Regions from separate parts of the Homo sapiens genome. Here region 1 is linked to region 2. A link is an interaction called in ENCODE POLR2A ChIA-PET data of the cell type or tissue named here. Cell type or tissue: PC-9. All regions are shown on one strand. Links, peaks and the distances in the headings refer to the core of each region. The heading gives the core; the rest is flanking DNA. Region 1 has its middle 22 kb from the start of MGST1. Region 2 overlaps EPS8 (EGFR pathway substrate 8, signaling adaptor).

Evidence for each region. Peaks named below come from ENCODE experiments on the same cell type or tissue, not always from the same donor. Only the 100,000 strongest peaks of a DNase experiment are listed, where the experiment ranks them.
Region 1: POLR2A ChIA-PET joins it to region 2 with 5 read pairs; 1 of 35 experiments calls an interaction of 5 or more read pairs at or near these places.

What each region holds. Positions count from the first base shown.
Region 1 is chr12:16,322,606-16,328,001 of GRCh38, forward strand. No RefSeq gene overlaps it. Among named protein-coding and RNA genes, the nearest start is that of MGST1, 22 kb to the right of the region's middle. In PC-9, for the core only: no CTCF peak of the experiment used is centred there; a DNase peak (open chromatin) is centred at 2,986.
Region 2 is chr12:15,781,594-15,786,918 of GRCh38, forward strand. The region is part of intron 1 of EPS8 (EGFR pathway substrate 8, signaling adaptor); the gene reads right to left. Among named protein-coding and RNA genes, the nearest start is that of EPS8, 5.1 kb to the right of the region's middle. In PC-9, for the core only: no CTCF peak of the experiment used is centred there; no DNase peak of the experiment used is centred there; H3K4me3 peaks cover 781 bases; H3K27ac peaks cover 108 bases.

The sequences.
Region 1 (5,396 bases), core at 275-5,274, 540 kb after region 2:
TCACTACAATCCTAAAAAGTGGAAACTGTTATTAACATTCTTCTTTTATAATGAGGAAATAGTCACACAGGAGTTGAGTTAGTTTTGCTCAAGATCACACGGCTAGCAAATGTCAAGGCAGGTATATCCAAGCAGTTTGGTTTCAGAGCCCATGCATGTGACCACCCTACTCTAGTTTCTTACAGGTGCATCAATGTAATCTTTGATACTACCTGATGAAAGCAAGGGCCATATCTTATAAATGTTTGTATCCACTTAGCCCTAAATCCATTGCCTTACCTGTGATTGTTGTGTATCAAATTGAATGAGATATTGAAGAGTCTGAGAATGTCAGCAGGATAGGTGAGACAAGAAAGGTCCTAAGCTAAACATTAAAATTAACAACTTATTTGGGAGAATATTCTGCAGATTGGTAGGAAAAAAATGATAAAGATTAAATTAAAATGTGGAACATGGCGATAAATACAAATAATAGATTTTTGTGGAATCCAGAAAAACAAAAAGCAGGGTTAGAATGAATGTGTTTCAGGAGTGTGGCATTCAAAAGAAAGAATGTAACTTGACAAGGGTCTATAAATATGTGATTACATTGGCAGACATAACCCCTTAGTGGAGAGGAATGACTCACCAGGCTTCATAGCTTGACAAAAGTATCATCTTTTGAGGCCATGTGATTTTGATTTCTCTGATTCCATATTTACCAAACAACCTTCAAATTTAAATTCAATCTCCCAGTGTTTCCTGACCTGGATAAGAAAGCACTAGGAACAAAAAATAAAACACAAACAACCTGTCTGTTTTAAATCAAAAATTTTCATGGAAAATTATTAAATTTGCTCTCTATTACCAATTTGAGTAATGCTGCTTGAGTATTTTTAATCTACGCAAGCAATCCTTCTAGGCTGTGGGGGTGGTACAAAAATGAGTGAAATATCATCCCTGTTCTCAGTTTGCTTACAAAGTTGTAAGGTGAGGCAGTGTTTGTTTTAGTATAAATGTGGGCCTTATTATCATCTGGAGGAGCTGACCATTAAACTTGACCTGTAGCAGTGGAGGGTCAAATCCTGGGCCCATATAGCTTTGGAGTAATGTGTCTCCACCAGAAATGCCTGCATTTCCAGAAGAGGAAAATGCTTTTTCTTTCAGAATACTTACCTGGCACCTGGTCAAACTTAATTCATGTTCCTCCTCTATCTTGTGAACTGGTACTGACCTGTTCAACCAGCAATGAGCATGTTGGCAACTACAGACTAAAATAATGCCTGGGCTTCCGTGATACTGACACCAAACACTGGTAACATAACCCCCTTTTTAGGTGTGGCCTTGGGAGAACTTAAGAGACAAAGATTGTGTGATCTTGGCAATAACTTGGAAGATTTTTATTATTTGCTTACACGAAAAACCCAGAATAAATAATTTAAATCTATTTTAGAGTGTTCATTTTTCCATCAAGAATTATGTAGTTTGATAACTCTCTCTTCCTCTCTCTTACACACACACACACACACACACACACACACACACACAGATCCATGCACATATGGACACATGTGCATTGTAAGTGCATGAGGATGGGAGAAAGGAACATGGAGGTAACATTATCTGGAAAGACTTGAATGAATTTGGTTGCCACTGCAACCATCACCCTATGTCCTACTTGTCTGTTCCTAACATCTTATGGTCTTCAGCATGATCCCATAAGCTTTGGTGCATGGGGCCCTCCTCAGGCTAGTGTTAATAGGTTGACATAAAAATACTCGAAAATTACATAATTTTAAATGTCAGTTAAGGTAAAGATAATAGGCATTCTATGACAAAGGGAGTAAAGTTTCTCGCAGAAAGGCTGTTTAATAGATAACAAATACAGCCTCGATGGCTAAAACACTGCTGTGGACTCTTGTAACTATGGCCTCAGCTACTGTGCTTACTAGATAAGACTTCCAAACACTCGTCCAGTTTGGATTGAAATCAGTCTAAACTAAATATGAGATTTTTTTCTTTCCACCCGCTTTTTTCCTCCATGCTATTACTTTTTCATAGTTAATGTCTATGTGGAACTAACTCACTGCACTGTTTTTCCATTTGTGCTCCCCAAAGCCTCCTCCAGAGTCATAAAACCATGAATAAGAGGAATTAGCAAACAGAAAGCCTATGATTTTAGAGTATCTGGGGTAAATGGGAATATAATTAGGCTTGTGCTGGTTTACAATTAGGAAAGGGATTATATCTGCCTTTGCTCACTATCTATGAAGGTAACCTGGAGAAATAGGACTAATTTGCAGAAGAATTATCATGTTAGCCCATAGCTCTAGGTCAGCCTCTCTCTCTCCCAGCTGTGGTAACCCTACAGGCCCCTTCTTAAAGAGAAAGCACTGGCTACCACCCCTGCTGCTTTATAAATGCTCTCTCCAACCTGGAGGGATTGTGCTCACAGCACAGTGCAATTTTCATTTAGAAATGGGCTTCCAATTGTGTAGACACACCTCATTAGATAAGCCCTGCCTCTAGAATCAGGGACTTTCGTACAGGTGGTAAGTACTCGGGCGGGGCAGTGGGGGGAAAGCCCAACTAACAAGTAAATGAAGAAAAGCTTTGATTTTTACTCAAATAAATCAGGGAGGGCAACATTCTTTATTCCAGGTCCCCTGCACCATGCAATTCTAAGGTTTGTTATTGCTATTGTTTTATTTCATTTCATATTTCTTCACCCCAGGGTAGGCAGTCACATTCTTTGCAGATAATGAGGGTGAGGTTAGATATGGATTTGGCTTTGTAGAATTATAGAAAAATAAAAAAAAGCCTAATATATTGTTTTCCTCCTTAAGGCTCCCACTCCTATGCTTTCCTGTCATTGTCAGGTATGCCATTTGGAAGTATTCAGTTACATTTATTTAAATGTTTTCTTTTATCAGTCTCTGCTGAGGATATGTTTGGCACTTTGTTTTACTTATTGGTTTATCCGATGAGTTGTTTCTCAGTTGTCTAAGGAAATATGTGTGCTGATAACTGCAGCAGGTGTTAAATCGTTTGGCAAGGTTTGTCACTTGGCAGAGAACCAACCCAGCTTGGGCCACGTCCTGTGGTAGTAAATTTCAGCTCCATTGTAGGTTTCTCCTGCTCATTGCTGATTTACATGTCAGGAAGAACATCTTAGGAGGTTCTATTGGGTTAGATGACTCTGTTGCCCTCAGAAATATTTAATGAATCAGTGCCTATTAGAAGACCAGACTAGAGACAATTGCTCATCTATTTTGCTCTTTTTTCTGTTTTTTTTTCTTTCTCTTAGCCTTTTCATCATGTGAAAGAGAACTGCATCATAAACCTGCTGTGTGCAATTAATATGTGATACTGTACTTGCCTTTTTCTGGATACCTTTTTATGTTTCATGATTAGCTTTGGCTAACAGCGGAAATGGGAGAGAATTTCCAGAGAGGGATGCTACTAAAAAGGCTTTATGTGACAAACCATATTGTCAAACATTAACAGAAAATACACCACTGCAGAATGATGGCAACACGCAGAGAGAAAGCACCAATGGCCATCACAGATAACATTATACATGTAACCTCCTTTAAGTTCTTTTTTCACAGGTTATTGTTCTGCAAGTACATTCTGTAGTGTTATTTGGGTAAATTAATGGTTTTTAGAGTTAGAAAATGTTCCTCAGTAAACTCAGTGCCCCCTTTCTACATTTCATGAAATTACTTTTATTTTAGCTTTAGCTTTCATTCTGTCCTTTTCATATGACCTATTGGTAAACTGAAATCTTGTTTCATTCTCATCACTGGTTGTCACTAATGATGTTTCCAGACCTGTCAAAGATTGACTGTACTTTTGAATTACACCACCCCATCTAAAATAACCACCAAGTAGCCTACCGCCTGAAACACACATCCCATTTTATTCAAAAAGCATTTCCTCCAAGTTCGGAATTGTGATACAGTCTTTACTTGCTCACTTAAAACATGAAGATATTACAATGTTTCCAGCCATTCTCAAATTAAACTCTGAAAGAAAATGCCCCTGTGCAGTGTTTCAAAGATTGTATAACCATAAAATTCACCTTCTTGAAAACACCAATTCTAGCCTTGAACTAGACTGGTTTGGATCAGAATATCCAGGGGGAGTGGCCCGGGAAACTGTAATTTTGACAAAACACTTACTATCAGGCAAGTTTGGGGAACTCCTCTTTGCATCTATGAACTATCTGGTATAGGGGAAAGAGAATAGTCTACAAAGATCGGAAGATACAGGTTTGAGGCTGTGCTTTACCATTTACTAATTTATGACCTTGAGTGAGTATACTTCTCTGAGCTTCAATTTGCTGGTATGTAGATTAGGCATAATATGGCTTGTGAGGAGCTGATATTGAAAATAATTGACAGCCAGCATGGCATGGCAGCAACCAATCAGAATCAACACTGGCCAGAGAACCGTGCCAGGAATCAACCTTTTGATTGCTGGATTATGGGGCTTGGGAGCAGGTGATGGTAAGAAAGCCTGGAAAACTTGGAAGTCAGGTGGGAGGTTTTTGGGAGACTGGGGCAGTGGCTATTTACTAACCCGTGAGAAAGCACTGCAGTATTTTCACAGCTGGGAATGCTATATTCATATGACCATCAGCTGGCTATCAGCCCTGCATAAATGAAAAGGTGGTTGTACATGTTAACGTAAAACTTAAAAACACAGTTCCTAGTCAGCTGGGCGCGGTGGCTTACCCTGTAATCCCAGCACTTTGGGAGGCCGAGGCAGGCAGATCACGAGGTCAGGACATCGAGACAGTCCTGGCTAACACGGTGAAACCCCGTCTCTACTAAAAATACAAAAAATTAGCCGGGCGTGGTGGCAGGCGCCTGTAGTCCCAGCTACTCAGGGGGCTGAGGCAGGAGAATGGCGAGAACCTGGGAGGCGGAGCTTGCAGTGAGCCGAGATCGCGCCACTGCACACTCCAGCCTGGGTGACAGAGTGAGACCCTGTCTCAAAATAAATAAATAGAAAAAAAAAAAACAGTTCTTAATACTTAGTGTGTATTTAACAGATATAAGTTACCATTATCTTTTATGGTTTTATTACTTATATGGCACTTATTATACCTGGAATATAGGGCTGAAGAGACAAAGACCAGGACCATAAATTCATAGACACCCCCAGGGCTTCTAAAATAGGATTATAGCCAGAGTATTAATCTAGCCATAGGAGGACATGGATGTGAATATAGAAAGGGAATCTGAAATTGGGAGATGAGTCAAAGGGGAAAGAACAGACATGATATAAACCAAGGTTAGAGTGAAACTCACATGTTATCTTAAGCAGAGGTGGAACAGGTAGTTATTATGGGGCATACAAAGTGGACAACTGGCAGAGATCAAAGAGAAAGGTATTCAACTATTCAATAG
Region 2 (5,325 bases), core at 326-5,325:
CTCCACCTGCTTCTTGAAGACTACTGGTTCTAACTTTAGTGCAACATTATAAATATTTCTAATCCTGTCCTACTCTGTTTTCTGTTGCTTATAACAGAATACCTGAAATGGGTAATTCTAAAGAAAAGGAATTTATGTCTTACAGTTATGGAGGTTAAGAAGTCCATGGTCGAGGGGCTACATCTGCTAAGAGCCTCCTTGCTGGTGGGGACTCTCCAAGAATCCCAGGACAACAGAGAGCATCACAGGGCAAGGGGGCTGAGTGTGCTCATGTGCTCACTCAAGTCTCTCTTCCTTTTCTTACAAAGCCACCAGTCCCACTCCCATGATAACCCCTTAATCCATTAATTCATGAATGGATCAATCACTTCTTAAAGGCCTCACCTCTCAACACTCTCACATTGAGGATGAAATTTCAACATGAGTTTTGGAGAGGACAAATATGTAAACTATAGTACATCACAATATCAATAACACAAAATGTATACCAAAAGAGAGGTACATTTGACTTTTGAAAAGCCAGGTTTGAACTACATGGGTCCACTTATACACAGATTTTTTTCAATAAATATATTTGGAAAAATTTTTGGAGATTTGTGACAATTTAAAAACACTCGGGCTGGGTGTGGTGGCTCATGCCTGTAATACCAGCACTTTGGGAGGCCAACTTGGAAGAACTGCTTGTGCCTGGGAGTTCAAAACCATCCTGGACAACACAGAGAGATCCTGTCTCTGCAAAAAATAAAAATAAAAATAAATTAGCCAGGCCTGGTGATACATGCCTATGGTTCCAGCTATTCAGAAGGCTGAATGGGGAGGATCACCTGGGCCTGGGTGGTTGAGGCTGCAGTAGGCCCAAGATGGCGCCACTGCACTCCAGCCTGGGTGACAGTGAGACTCTGTCTCAAAAAATTTTTTTAAATAAATAAATACAATAAAAACACAGACAAACCACGTAGCCAGGATAACAAAAACATTAAGAAAAAAGTTAGGTATGTCATGAATGCATAATATGTATATAAATACTAGTCTACTTTATCATTTTATGGTAGTAACCATAAAATTTATTAGAAAAAATTAAAATTTATCAAAACTTACACACACACGATACATAGTATCATTCGCGGTCAAGAGAAATGTAAACAAATGTAAAGATGCAGTATTAAGTCCTAACTGCATACAATTAACTGTAGTACATACTGTACTACTGTAATAATTTCATAGCCACCTCCTGTTGTTATTGCAGCGAGCTCAAGTGTTGTGAGTAACCGCTTAGTCCACTGTGTGATGTTAATCATCTCTGCGTGAGCAGTTCATCTCTCCGGTAAATTGTGTATCACAGTAAAAAATGATTTCTTGGTGTTCTCTTGTATTTTTCATCCTGTTTGGTACAATACCATAAACCTTGAATGAAAACGTGCCACTAGAGATGCCAGAAATGCTCCCAAGAAACAGAGAAAAGTCATGACATTATGAGAGATAAAGTTGAATTGCTTGGTATGTACCATAGATTGAGGTCTGCAGCTGCAGTTCCCAGCCCTGCCCCTCCATTCCCCCACCTTTTCAGAAAGAGGAGTCATCTGGTAAGCAAACAAAAACTTACAATATCAATAAGTACAATACAGTACTGGATTTTCTCTCCCTTATGGTTTTCCTAATAAAATTTTCTTTTCTGTAGTTTATTGTAAGAATACAATGTAATATACATATAATATACAAAATGTGTGTTAACAGACTGTGTTATCAGTAAGGCTTCCAGTCAACAGAAGGGTTACTAGTTAAGTTTTTGGGAAGTCAAAAATTATACAAAAATTTCTGACTGTGCAGGGGTCAGTGAGTCTAACCGCTGCACTATTGAAGGGTCAACTGTACTTGAAAAAAGTCACTTGTAGCAGGAAGAATAGCATGGGAAAAGATTCAAGACCACATAGTTAAGTCTCAGATTTCTAGCTGGTGCATACATCAACTGCCTCTTCTCAACATACACCCTGCAAATCCTTTATTCCAGATCCTTTTTGTGAAAAATCAAACTATTATTCCCTATGATAAGATCTAAAAGAACTGACAGATGTTACTCTATACTAACAATTCCATTTTCACAAAGAAGCATCTCTGAGTTAGTAAAAAAAAAAAAAAAAAAAAGAGGAAAATGAATTATGTACAATGTCTAGAAATAAATCTCAGCACACAGTACATGCTGTATTATATATTGGTTTCTAAGTCATTTCTCAACTGTTTACAGTAAGTAATTTTGCAGAACATGTAATAAAAATTTTAATAAAAACATTTTCAATTCTAAGCAATTTATAATCTATTAATTTAAAAATCACATTTACTTGTGCTGGTACAACTAGGAATCCATATGCAAAAAAAAAATTAATCTAGACACAGACCTTATACCTTTCATAAAAATTAACTCTAAATGGATCACATACCTAAATGTAAAATGCAAAACTATAAAACTTCTAGGAAAAACACAGGATAAAATCTATGTAGCCTTGGCAATGAGTTTTCAAATATAACACAAAAGCCTATCCATGAAATTGGTAAGTTGGCCTTATTAAAATTAAAGACATCTGTTCTGACAAAGACACTGTTAGGAAAATAAAAAGACAAACCAAACTGGGAGAAAATATTTGCAAAACACATATCTGATAAAGTGCCTGTATACAAAATGTATAAAGAACTCTTAAAATCAACAATAAGAAAACAACCCCATTAAAAAGTGGGCAAATGATCTGAACAGCCATCACACCACAGAAGATGTACAGATGAAAAGGGGTATGTGAAAAGATGTTAACATCATATGTCATTAGGAAATAGTAAATTAAAGTAACAATGACATATTACTACACACCTACTAGAATGGGTAAAATCCAAAAAAGCTGACAAAATCAAATGCTAGCAAAGATGTGGGGCAATAAGAACTCACATTCATTGCTGGTGAGAATGTAATAGTACAGCCACTTCGGAAAACAGTTTGGCAATTTCTTACAAAGCTAACCATAATCTTACCACAGGATCCAGCAATCGCACTTCTAGATATTTATCCAACGGATATAAGAACTTATGTCTACCCAAAAACCTGCATGTGAATATTCATAGCAGCTTCGTTCATACTTGCCAAAAACTGGAAGCAACCAAAATATCCTTCAATAGGTGAATAAACAAACCATGATATATCTGATAATGATAGAAAGAAATGAGCTATTAAACCTCAGGAAGACATGGATGAACCTTAAATGTGTATTGCTAAATGAAAGAAGCCAGTCTGGCAAGGCTGTATGATTCCAATTATACAACATCTGGAAAAGGCAAAAGTAAAGAGACAGTAAAAAGATACGTGGTTTTCTGGGAGAGGGGCTCACAGAGGTTATGAGTGAAGCCCAGGGGATTTGTAATGTGTTGAAATTATTCGGTATGATACTATGATCCTATAAGGATAGCTACATCAAATTAAGTATTTGTCAAAACCCAAAGAACTTCACAGGACAAAGAGTAAACTTTAATGTATGCAAACGTAAGCAAATCATTTAGAAGGTCAAGGAATCCCAAGGTGGAATGCAGATTGTAACAAAGAAATCTAACTGTATTATAAATGTGTGCTACAATCTCACTGAAAAGGATAGGAGGAAAGGTGCTTAGCTGACTAACTCTAGAAATGAGTAGAAGCTGTGAGACTAAAAGCAAAAGGAATAGTACATAAACACTGTACTCTTGATGCTAAAGTTGTTTCCCATGGGAGCACAGGTTAACAATTCCAATGCTGCTATACATCTATGATAGAAATGAATGATTAAGCAAATGTATGGCAGATGGTGCAAACCAGGTTTCTTCTCACTGTTGGAGTAAGTTTACATATAAACAAAGGGAGAAGGCTAGAATGATACCTGTGGTAATGAATTAGCATTACAGATAAAATGTAAATTCATAGTTAAACATGGATACAAACTGTTACATAAAAATATGTACAGATATGTTCATATACACACATGTATTTCTTGCTTTGTCACATGAGAGAACCTAGAAGCAATGATACCACAGTAGCAACAAGCACACCTAGCACCCAGATCTTGGTTTCTAACACCATTCCCCAACAAAATGATCCAGATTCCTTGGAGAAATGACTGATTCTAGGACTGTGGCAAGATGTATACAGATGAACCTAGAGCATCTCATAATACCAGAAAGTAAGGAAATGCTTCCAAAAAAACAAAATTCACATTGATGGTAGTATGTCAAAGAGGCACTGGAGTCAAGCTGTAACAAAGTAGCATTGTATTATAACCCAAAATATTTAGATAGATAGATAGATTTTATATTTATATAATATATATATATCCATGAGTCCAGAACAAAATAAATATGATTGAGTAAATAAATACATGGGGGAGAAGAGACAAATCTCCCACGGAGAAAAATATCCAAATAATTTATATAGATTTCTACCATCAAAGGGGGAAGCATAACTCTCTACTCCTTAAGTATAGGCTATACACAGTTCCTTCCTTCTAAGAGCACAGCATGAAAAAGGTGGAGAAAAGTGGAAAAATCTGATAAACACTATCTCAGCCAGGTGATAAAGATGAGTATCACAGTGACAAATCATACTGATAGTATATACCCTTGATATGAGATGAAAATGGCACGTTACCTCTGTGATCTTTCTACCAAAAACCTATAATCACAGTCTAATCATGAGAAAAAACATTAGATGAATTCCAATGCAAATGTATTCTACAAAATACCTGACCAGTACTCCTCAAACATCATCAAAAACAAGGAAGTCTAACAAACTGTCACAGCCAAGAGGAGCCTAGGGAGACATTACGAGGAAATACATTTAGTGGTGTCCTGGATGGTAGGGTCCTGGAACAGAAAAAGGACATTAAAAACTAAGGAAATCTAAATAAAGTATAAACTTTGTTAATACTAATGTACTGATACTGGTTCATTAATAGTAACAAATACCAATAATACAAGATGTTAATAAGAGGGGAAGCTGGTATGGGGGTATATAGACACCGTATTTGTAGCTTTCCTGTAAATCCAAAACTTCTGAGAAATAAGGTCTATTTTTTTAAATCCCATTTAGGAATACATCTAGAAAATACTGAAAAGGTTGTAGTGAAGCACTGAAGACCCTTAAACTTTCTTGCATATATTCAACTTAAAATGTTTGCAACTATTCCAATGCAGAATTTTTCTTACAAAAATATTTTCAATCACTAACAGCTGCAAACAATTTCATGTAGTATTAATAATTCCCAGGAGGGATTTACTATAGCCAGAATACTTTAATTAAAATTCCACTTTTTCCCCCGA